2 separate regions of the Mus musculus genome follow, and region 1 is linked to region 2. A link is a loop called in an ENCODE intact Hi-C map of the cell type or tissue named here. Cell type or tissue: heart. All regions are shown on one strand. Region 1 holds the start of Agrn (agrin). Region 2 holds the start of Gm16008 (predicted gene 16008).

Evidence for each region. Peaks named below come from ENCODE experiments on the same cell type or tissue, not always from the same donor. Only the 100,000 strongest peaks of a DNase experiment are listed, where the experiment ranks them.
Region 1: it touches region 2 in a loop (1.9-fold over the local background); 1 of 42 quality-filtered maps calls a loop at or near these places.

Annotation. Positions count from the first base shown.
Region 1 is chr4:156,195,513-156,200,512 of GRCm38, forward strand. Agrn (agrin) reads right to left here and starts at 1,976. Exons shown (of 36, transcript NM_021604.3): 1 at 1,702-1,976. The coding sequence starts at 1,908. Isg15 (ISG15 ubiquitin-like modifier) reads right to left here. Exons shown (of 2, transcript NM_015783.3): 2 at 3,912-4,554. The coding sequence ends at 4,072. It overlaps Gm46878 (a long non-coding RNA gene), which reads left to right. Exons shown (of 4, transcript XR_003955191.1): 4 at 3,006-3,991. In heart, a CTCF peak has its summit at 2,484; DNase peaks (open chromatin) are centred at 829, 1,859 and 2,559; H3K4me3 peaks cover 2,878 bases; H3K27ac peaks cover 2,880 bases.
Region 2 is chr4:156,031,194-156,036,193 of GRCm38, forward strand. Ttll10 (tubulin tyrosine ligase-like family, member 10) reads right to left here. Exons shown (of 12, transcript NM_001368641.1): 10 at 4,944-5,000; 11 at 4,553-4,646; 12 at 3,642-4,258. The coding sequence ends at 3,720. Gm16008 (predicted gene 16008) reads right to left here and starts at 469. Exons shown (of 5, transcript NR_169176.1): 1 at 385-469. In heart, CTCF peaks have their summits at 2,525 (motif pointing left) and 2,729 (motif pointing left); DNase peaks (open chromatin) are centred at 518, 918 and 2,378; H3K4me3 peaks cover 2,541 bases; H3K27ac peaks cover 1,581 bases; H3K27me3 peaks cover 2,139 bases.

The sequences.
Region 1 (5,000 bases), 160 kb after region 2:
GACATGGAAGTAAAAGTGTATTGGTCCTATGAGGACAGGGTTGCAGGCTGGACACCTGGACCCTTCCCCCTCTCTGGTCTCACTAGCTCAAGCCAATGTGCACAGTGAACCCCAGCCTTGGGCAGAGATGTTCCAAGGCTGCAGTGCAGTAGACACCTACTGGATTCAGGATGACATAAGAAGGCTAACAATCATCTAACCATCTAACAATTGTCCCACCTCAGGTCTATCCAGCCCAAGTCCAACTCTAAGGGTCCAGTCAGGACCAGACACTTTAGGTGAAAGGACTTAAGAGCAAGATCCCAGCTGGGATCTTCACAGCCTTGTGTGGGCCAACACCTCTCCCAGGAAGTAAAGACCCACTTCTTTGCTCCATAGTCTGCCTGAGTCTGTGCAGCGAGGCAGCTCTGAGCCACAAAGTCAAGTTTGGGCAATGCAAGTCAGCCCCACCCTCCACCTCCTTATTTAGGGCCCCGAGGGCACCCTTTCTGACAGACATGGCTGGAAGATGTAGCCCGCAGCGCCCACAGGATAAGTCCAGGGCCCCCAGACACTTTTTGGAAAGGATTTCTAGGAAGGAGCCCCTTATTGAGGCGCTCTGGGGATTTGGGGTTCTGGAATGGAGGGAGCAAAAAAGACAATGGGCAGCTTTTCCACCTGCCTAGCTCCTGCGAGACACCTAAGACTTGCAGCACCTAAAGAACTTTATCTACCTGCGCCCCCCACCCCCAACTATTGTGGGAGATAACCCAAAGGGGGAAAGCTCACAGTTCTCACACCTCCCCCACCCCAGCCACACCCAGGAGCAGCGGGGAGGAAGTCGGGAAAATCCTGCAGGGACTTGGCAAAGTGCCTCGGCAGGGAGAGGAGGGGGCCCAGCGGGGGGATCCCATGAACACACGGTACTCTGAAGGAAGTCACCATCCTTCTCATTCCCAAAGAGTAAGAACAAATCCTGTTTCCAGCGAAGCGATTTGAGGGACGAGGAGAACCAGCAACGGATATTCCGAGGGTATCGACCCCATACCTATTCCAAGGTGCTCTCAAATTCAGCTGCAGTTGAAACAGAGCTAATTCTACCGTATGGCAGGAGAAACCCAGTCCTTTGAGCCCCTGCGCCTCGAGCACAGGAAACTCAGCCACAGCCCTCTGCCCATTTCTCTGCTCCGGCTCGGACACGCGTTCGCTGCAGCACCTTACGCAGGCTCCCCGGGTTGCAGATTAGACCACACACCCCTGACTCCCTGCAGACCACCCCTCGCCCTGGTAAAGGCCTCGCCACAGGTCGACTTCGTCCCCCCTCGTGCCTCCCCGAGCCCTATTCGTTCCTTTTGGCGAAGGTGTACACTTGTTCCCAACAAGAAAGAGGGGCTCTGGACAAGGGTGGGGGCGGGCACGACAGCAACCGGGGCCTGGACGCCGTGAAAGGAGCCACAGCGGCCCCGCAGTAACTTTCGCACCGAGCGGCGGAGTTTTCCGGGACCCGAGCGCCCCCCCCCCCCGGAGGCTCGGCGGTCGCCGAGGGAGCTCCAGCTGGGGCCGCAGAAACGTGCCGGGTTCGTTCCCACGGCTTGGGGACGGGGTCGCAGCGGGGCGGCCGGCACGCGAAGGGCGGGCCTCGGGGACGGGGACCACGGGGGAGAGGAGCCCCGGGCTGGGAATCCAGAGGGCTGGGTCTCGTGGGGTCCGGCCGGGGCCCACCTTGCAGGAGTAGGTGTGCTGCACCGGGTCCACGTTGAGGATCTCCTCCACTGTGCCGGTGAGCACCACGTTCGCCTCCTCCTCGCGCCGCTCCAAGGCGCGCTCCGGGCACGTCCCGCTGGCGCCCGGCACGGCTGGCGCGGCCGCCGCCAGGAGCAGCAGCAGCGGCAGCAGCGGGGCCGGGAAGCTCAGCCGCGGGCGGACCATGGCGCAGCCCGGAACGGCGGGAGGGAGCCGGGAGAGCGCGCGGGCCGGACCGCTCGGGGGGCAGGACTGGACCGCAGCGCGGCGGAGGAGGAGGGAGGGCGGACGGCGTGGGTGGGGCGGGGACTGGGCGGGGACGGGGCGGGGACGGCGTGGGTGGGGCGGGGACTGGGCGGGGACGGGGCGGGGACTGGGCGGGGACTGGCGGCCCCGCCCCGCCCCCTGAGGGCTCAGCCCGCCCCCCGCTCCCTGCGACCCGCGCGGGCAGCGAACAAAGCCCGGAGACTGCGGCGCCCGCCGAGCTGGGGCGGGGGCTCGGCCGGGTGGGTGGGTGGGTGGCCGCCTTGGGGGAGGGGGAGGCGTCGCGCCGGGGCCCCTCCCCCGTCCGCCTGAACTGTCCTCCCACCGGGAAATGCAGCTGAAGTCAGGTTGATGTATAATCGAGGGGCGACGTGCTGGGAATTCCAAGGGGCTCGCCCGGTCTGCACAGGAGACGCTGGCGGAGCCGGACCTTCCCTTCCCCAGCCTGACGCTAGGGCTGCGCGCAGAGGGCCCCGCGGCTGTCCCGGTGCCACCACAGGCCACGCCCCCTGCCGATGGCCGGTCAGCGGTGACTGTGCCGAATGCGCCCAGACCCGCCCAGTGTGATGCTCCTTGTGGACTTAAGTCTTCTCCAGTCTTGCTACAGAACCGTCCCCGCCCCCTCCGTCTCTCCCTCTGTGGACCAGAGCTTCCCCAGCTTGGCCTGGCTAAGTGCAGGATATAAACCGAGGCCCCCGGGAGCCAAGCTAGCACTAGACCTACAGGAGGTTGAAAGAACGCGCAGGGCGGTGGTGGCGCACTCGGGAGGCAGAGGCAGGTGGATTTCTGAGTTCGAGGCCAGCCTGGTCTACAAAGTGAGTTCCAGGACAGCCAGGGCTACACAGAGAAACCCTGTCTCAAAAAACCAAAAACAAAACAAACAAACCGAGAGAATGGGTGGGGGGGGGGGGGATAGGGGATTTTCTGGATAGCATTTGAAATGTAAGTGAAGAAAAAAATTTTGGAAAAAAAAAAAAACAAAAAAAAAACGAGAGAAGACACTATGCTATCTTCCATAGGCTGTTGAGCCAGAAGCCAGAGTGAAGTGTGAGTGTCAGCAGCTCTTCCTCCTGAGAAAGACTCCACCTTCTGGACCCAGATTTGAGGTCGCATCTACACAGTGGGCTCCAGCGTTGCTAGATCTGGCATCACCTAATCCAGATAAGCACAAACACACCAACCAGAAGGGGGTCTTCTGAGGTTCCACTCAAATTCTCTTAAAGGTCTGAAGGACCACAGAAGGACTTGTACTGACTTGCTTGTGCCCTAAGCGCACTCAAAGGCCCGAGTAAGCTGATAGAGGAAAAGACAAAGAGCCATCAGGCAGAAAGGGGGGTGAAGCTTTTTCAAATTGGGTGCCTCCTATCTGAGACATGATGTCCTTTGTGGACAGATGAGCCTCCAATTACTTGTGCCCATCTAACCTGCCTATAGTGGCCTCTTTATAGCCCCGATGAGGATGAGGTGTACTTGCTAACTACCATGTCCTAAACAGCAGGTGGCTGATTTGAATGGTGAGACCCCATCCTACCCTCTGTGAACTAGTGCAGGTGGGACTAGGAACACATACAAAAGAACACATCACCCTCCTTCACAGCTTACCCAGGTAAGAACATTCCTTCACTGTTCCCAAAGGATCTCAGCAGTTCACTGGTTCCATTAGGAGCCTCATCCTGCTACTGGTAGAAACTGGCCTAACCTGTCCCTGAGCCATATGTAGACATGGGGACATTTTTAGGGCCTGGCTGAGACTAAGGACTGGGTCCCAGCAAAAGTGTCTTTCTCCAGAAGTGAATTAATTACTCAAAGGGTCTGGAAGGGGCATTTCCTCACTAGGCTCTCACTGTGAAATCCTTGTCTCTTAACTTGGCAACCCAGAGCCTTCTCACCATGGATAGAAGGGCATTTCTGGAGAGGGACAAGCAAACAAGAGGCAGAGCTTTTTATTGCATCATCTTTTTTTTTTTTTGATATTTTTTCTAATTAGGTATTTTCCTCGTTTACATTTCCAATGCTATCCCAAAAGTCCTCCATACCCCCCCCCCCATCATCTTTTATAACCAACACTGGCTCTGGATGGGGGCCTTAGGCACACTGGTCCCCTCCCCCACCCCTCAGGCGCAAATGCTTGATCACTGTGCACTGGGGCTTTAGGCCATACTCCCCCAGCAGCTCCTTGTCCTCCATGGGCCTTCCCTCGAAGCTCAGCCAGAACTGGTCTTCGTGGACTTGTTCCCGCTGGGACACCTTCTTCTTAAGCGTGTCTACAGTCTGCGTCAGAAAGACCTCATAGATGTTGCTGTGGCCCCTTTCGTTCCTCACCAGGATGCTCAGAGGCTCGCTGCAGTTCTGTACCACTAGCATCACTGTGCTGCTGGGACCCAGACCCAGACTGGAAAGGGTAAGACCGTCCTGGAGCACTGCAGTTTGGTGGGCCAGGCGCTGCTGGAAAGCCGGCACACCAATCTTCTGGGCAATCTGCTTCTTCAGTTCTGACACCGTCATGGAGTTAGTCACGGACACCAGGAAATCGTTACCCCCCAGCATCTTCACCTTTAGGTCCCAGGCCTGCAAGCATCACATGGATTTAGGAGTGGTTCTCAACCCTCCTAATGCTATGACTCTAATAAAATGTTTCCATTCTTTAATACAGCTCCTGGAGTTGTAGTGACCCCCAACCATAAAACTGCTTTCATCACTACTTCATAACTGGTTTTGCTATATGCAGGATATCTGATATGCGACTCCTGTCAGAAGGTCATTCAGGCCCCCAAAAGGTTCCTGAATCCTTTGGCTGAGAACCACCGGCTTAGCAACTTTGGCTGGGAGTTACTACATGCAAAGCACCAGTCACAGGGCCAGCCCCCACGTCCATCCATGTCCCCCCCCACCCCCACCCCATCCTCTCCTCTATTAGGGGAACCATCCAGGTATATGATACGGAGGCCTCGGTTCTAAAGGGTCCCACAACCATCACATTGTTTCAGTTCACCCATAAAGATAGCCTTCTGGGC
Region 2 (5,000 bases):
CTGCAGAAACCTCCTACCATCCAAACAGAGACCACTTCAGCACCCTCCTCCTGAAGTACTTGCCCATCTGCATAGGCTGGCAACCACAACAGCTAGGTGTAGTGTAGCAGTAGGTTGTTAATCCGTTCTAAACGCCCCTCCCGGATGGGTGCCTGTGTGCTTCTGACCACCCACTAAAATCCAGAAAGAAAGATACACACGCAGCCTTATTTTTAATGTGCCCTAAGCAGGTCAATGGCTAGGCCACTCCCTAACTCCAAATGGCTTACACACACACAGCCCTCCAACGTTCATGCGTTAATACTTAACAATCTATATTTCACCTTTGCTGCCCTAGGTCCTGCCGGGCAACCCTCCCTGGGGCCACTTTCCCCCTGTACCTACATGCCATGTTTCCAGGGTGGTCCGTCTCCTACCCTCTGCTCCTGGCCAAATCCCCTCTTCTTCCTCAGTCCCTTCCCAGGGATCCTAAAGGTCCCGCCTCTGTCTCCCTGCCCAGCCATTGGCCACCGGTAACTTTATTGACCAGTCAAAAAACCAACGGGGAACAGGCTTCCTTTAGTCCTACGTGGGGGTGGGGGGCACAGCCAACATTAGCATGAGAACACAAGCTGCTACCCTGTAGCTCTGCTTGGCCTAGTCCAGCAGGAGGAAAGTCTTGCTGCAATTCCCAGAAACCACTACCCCACAGTAGGTGCTCTCCAGTTCTTCCCGAAAACCACGAGAGCGAGCGCGCGCGTGCATGCACGCACACACACACACACACACGCACGCACGCACGCACGCACGCACGCACACGCACGCACCTTCACCTTGATTTTGTAAGTTTTGTTCAGTTTCAGATAAAGGCTCAGAGGCCATCTCAGTTCCCAGAAATGCTTCCGGCCACAGCTGGTGGCTCCTGCCCAGCCTCCACCCTCTCACTTCTTATTCTTCATGTGGAACATGCCCCAGCCTGACATATGAGATGCCTCTTCCTTTTACAACTCAGCAACCCTTCCCCCAACTCCAGGCTCCTGGCAGCTGTCTAGAGACCTTGAGGGGTAGGTGGGTAATGACTGTCCCTGGCTGCTGAGCTATGCTCCCACTGACTAGCTGGCACTACAAACCTCTAGGTCTTCCCTGTACTGGGCTGGGCTCACATCCCAGAGACTGTCCCTTAGGCAGACGCCAGATCCCTGACTAAGGCAGGCTTAAGTGTGTGTGTGTGTTGTAAAGGTCTGTGCTGGCTGCAGAGACAACAGGAGAGAGAGGGTGAACAGCTCAATTCCCCAGTGTCTTGTGGTGGAGGAAACTTCTTGACAACTCTACTGGTAGGACCACAGGATTCCCTCCAAGGAGAGGAGGAGAGAGAGAGAGAGAGGAGGGTTGGCAGGCACAGTAAGCTGTCAGGAGCTCTATTCTCCTTGGATCACCAACCCCAGTGACAATGTAAGGCCAGACCAGTCTTGATACAACTATCAGCTCCTAAGCCTTGGTTCTGCCATATTGTTGTATTCCTAATGGAGGAATGCCAGGTGGCTAGATGCTCAAATGCCCTACAGCTTTTCACTCCTTAGAGCTCTATGCTGTCCTAAACTCAGGGCTCCTGGAGACTTACGTGTAGGCTAAGGGCTTGGGGACCTGGGAGAGAGTAGATGGGGCCATTACTCCTGTGGGGTGAGTGAGCAGCAACAGATCTGAAATGTTTATTCATTGACATGCTCTGCAGCTGCCAGGAATGAAGGGTAGCAGGTAGCCCAAGCCCTTGGACAGCCCATGGCTGGCAGAGGCCCTGCTTGAACCAGATAGGCTACTGCCAATGGGCATTTATCACATCAGGATCTTAGTAGAGGCTCCGTGTCCCCACAGCAGCAGTGGAAGCATCTCCTTCCTGAGAGCTTTGTCACTTCTGCTGACATCTTACCACCACCCCGAGGGAGGGAGGGGGCGGGAGGCAGGGCTGCAGCTCCATGTAGCAGCTGAGACCAGAAATGTTTATGACACTGGTAATGCCATCAAGGGACACAGCTCTGACTTGGTCAAGGAACTGTGAGGCTATAGAAAATAGAACTCGGAGGTGGCACAGTTGAGAATCCAATGACAGGTGTCTCCAAGGGGCATGGCTATGTAGCACCATGGAAGCCTGCAGAAATGTTGCCCTGACCTCACTAACAGCCCAAGGCCCTAGGGAGACTAGTCTTCATTTTCCTAGCCTCGGTGGACGTCAGATACCCAGAGACTCACAGGCCTGGGGCAGGCTCTTTCCAAGAGGAACCACAATCGGTTATAGGAGACACTGAACTTGGTCACCTTGCACTTCATGCTCTAGGCCACAACAGGAAGACTGGACTTGGAAGAGTAGACTGAAACACCTGGCATGGGACAGGCGGTCTGAATGGAGAAGGGTTGTGGAGGGGGTGGAGAAACGTGGGATGTTCACAAACTAAAGTAAGGTCTCCACGATCATTTCCTCTGTGACCTCACTTTGCCTCTTGTAGCCTCAGTTCCTTGCCAGAGCAGTGGCTGTAGACAGAGCCCTCTAGTGGTGGCCAGGCAGTTGTAGCTTAGAAACCGTGCCACAGTTGAGACTACTGTGCCAGGAAGATTTCCTTATCCACTGAGAGATTTTGCTCCAATACAAAACAGGGATGGCCTGGAGAGATGGCTCAGTGGTTAAGAGCACTGACTGCTCTTCCGAAGGTTCTGAGTTCAAATCCCAGCAACCACATGGTGGCTCACAACCATCCATAATGAGATCTGACGCCCTCTTCTGGTGAGGCTGAATATAGTGCCATTTAGTGTTATTAGATATAAAAATAAATAAAAGAACAGGGACTAGTCTGGCACTCCTCCCACTTTGATGCTTAGGACTAACTAAAGGTCAGAAGGGTTAGGAAGAGGCATCTGCCACCTTGGATATATATGCAAGAGAGGATTCAGGCTGGGAAGGACCTGGAAACCTGTGGGTGGTCCTCTTTGGCCCTCTTTGGTCCTCTTTGGAGTTTTATAGGACAGGGTTTGGCTGGATGGACTTACAGTGTCCTGGCTGCTTTGGTGTAAGATGTGGACACCTCAGAGGTTTGAGACGGTCAGTGCTCTCCTTTCAAACCCCGTGCTAACTGGGAGCGCGAACATTAGAGAATGCACTAATCACTAATAAGAGTCGACATCCCTGGGAACTGCCCTCTCACAGCCAGCTCCTTTGTGCCTCTAATGCCTGACAGGTTCCAGGGCATTTATAGGGAAATGGCGGCTTTGGCTATTCCACAAAGTGTCTGAAAGGCCAGAAGGAAGGTGTTGGGCAGGGTAAGGATGAACCAGAATAGTAATGGGGTAAGGTGGGGCTTCCAGAGTTCCAAGGGCATCCAAGACCTTTCCTAAGGACTCCATGGGACAGTGGGTGGGTCCCAGTGCCAGGTTGCAGAGGTCATGAAGGCCATGGAGTTTCAGGAGGATCATACAGAATGAAAAACACAGAGCATGGGGACCCAGGATTTGCTGGGCTGCCCCAGAGAAGGAAAAGGAGGTCAGTGGGACCGGAAGGACGCATTCCCATTCTGCACGCTTCCCTCTCCTTCCTCTAAGGACAACCACGGAGCAAATAGAGAAGCGGGGGCAGAAGGGCTGGGGGGCGCCCAGACGGGACGGGCTTCTAGAGGTTGCGTTTGTCACAAAGTAGCTTTTATAGGTCCCGGAGAGGGCACAGCAAGGTGCAGGGCCGCTGGATGCTGCGGCTGCTAGGAGCCTCGATGGCTCGTACTTCTCTGTTCCTCCTCGCGCTCCTCCTCGGGCGGACCCAGGGAGGGTTCCCGGGCTGTGTCCCTGCTGCCTTCCAGGGACCCAGAACAGAGAGAGGGCTCAGACTCCGCTATGGAGCTACCGCTCGAGTCAGACAGCCGCGATTTGCGGGGTGTGCACACGGGAGCTCCCCTGGAGGGCATCGACTTGCGTGCACCAGGCCGTTCTGAGATAGCGGCCCGTGCGGAGGAAAGCGCAGAGGATGCGGCTTCACAGGTGGGCCGGGGAGGGTGAGGGTTAGCGTTAGGGTGAGGGTGAGGGTGAGGGTTAGGGTTAGGGTGAGGGTGAGGGTGAGGGTGAGGGTTAGGGTTAGGGTTAGGGTGAGGGTTAGGCAAGCGGTTAAGTGGGCGCGAGCTCGCCAAGCGCGGCCACAAGTCCGTAGTCTCCCCGTTGTAAAGGAGCACAAAGCGACGCTGTGACAGCAGAGGCAGCATCTTCTGACTGTGCAAGCTCTTTTGGCAGGTCTCAAGCGCCAGGTCTGTGGGAAGGCAAGGGAGCGACAAGGTGAATGGTGAGAGGGCAATTTGGGGCCAGCAACCTCTGGATGTCTAGAAACACGGGAGGAGGAGAGGGGTTCACGAGGGACTGGCTGTAGGTGGGAGAAATGACAAAGTGTGAGCAGAGGGCTTGGCTGCCATACAGATTATGGAGCGCTAGAAAACCAGACTTGTGGAGTCTGAACTTGGAGGCAAGTAGGACGGGGTGCCCAGAACTGGGGGTGGTGGGGGGATGCATATGGGAAAGTTGTGGTGTGGGGCTGCCCAGAGCTCACCCAAGGTCTCTATAACCACTCCGGGGATCACTGCCTTCAGGACTTCACAGTTGGTATGCAGGGCAGGGTTGGCGTTCATCTCCAGCAGCCACACCTGTGGCAGACAGTGCTCAGCACCATTCTCTACCCACCTACTGCTGTTAAGAAGCTGGGGCTCTGGTCCCTAATGAGCCCAGTGATTCCGGGCAGATTAATGGCTTTGCTCCCCTTGTTTGCTCAAGGAGTTAAGACTGATCGTGGGAGCTGCTCAGTTCCAGCAGGAGACCAGCTTTTTGTGCACATCCAAATCTAGATCTGAGTCCAGCCACTGGGCACGCTTATGTGCTCAGAGCGCGCAAGGGCCCCACCTCCCTGCACCTCCCTACCGGACCTCCTCTCCCCAAGACAGCACCTTGAAGTTTTCATCAATCAGGAAGTCACAGCCAATGAGGTCAAAGTAGCCCAGCTT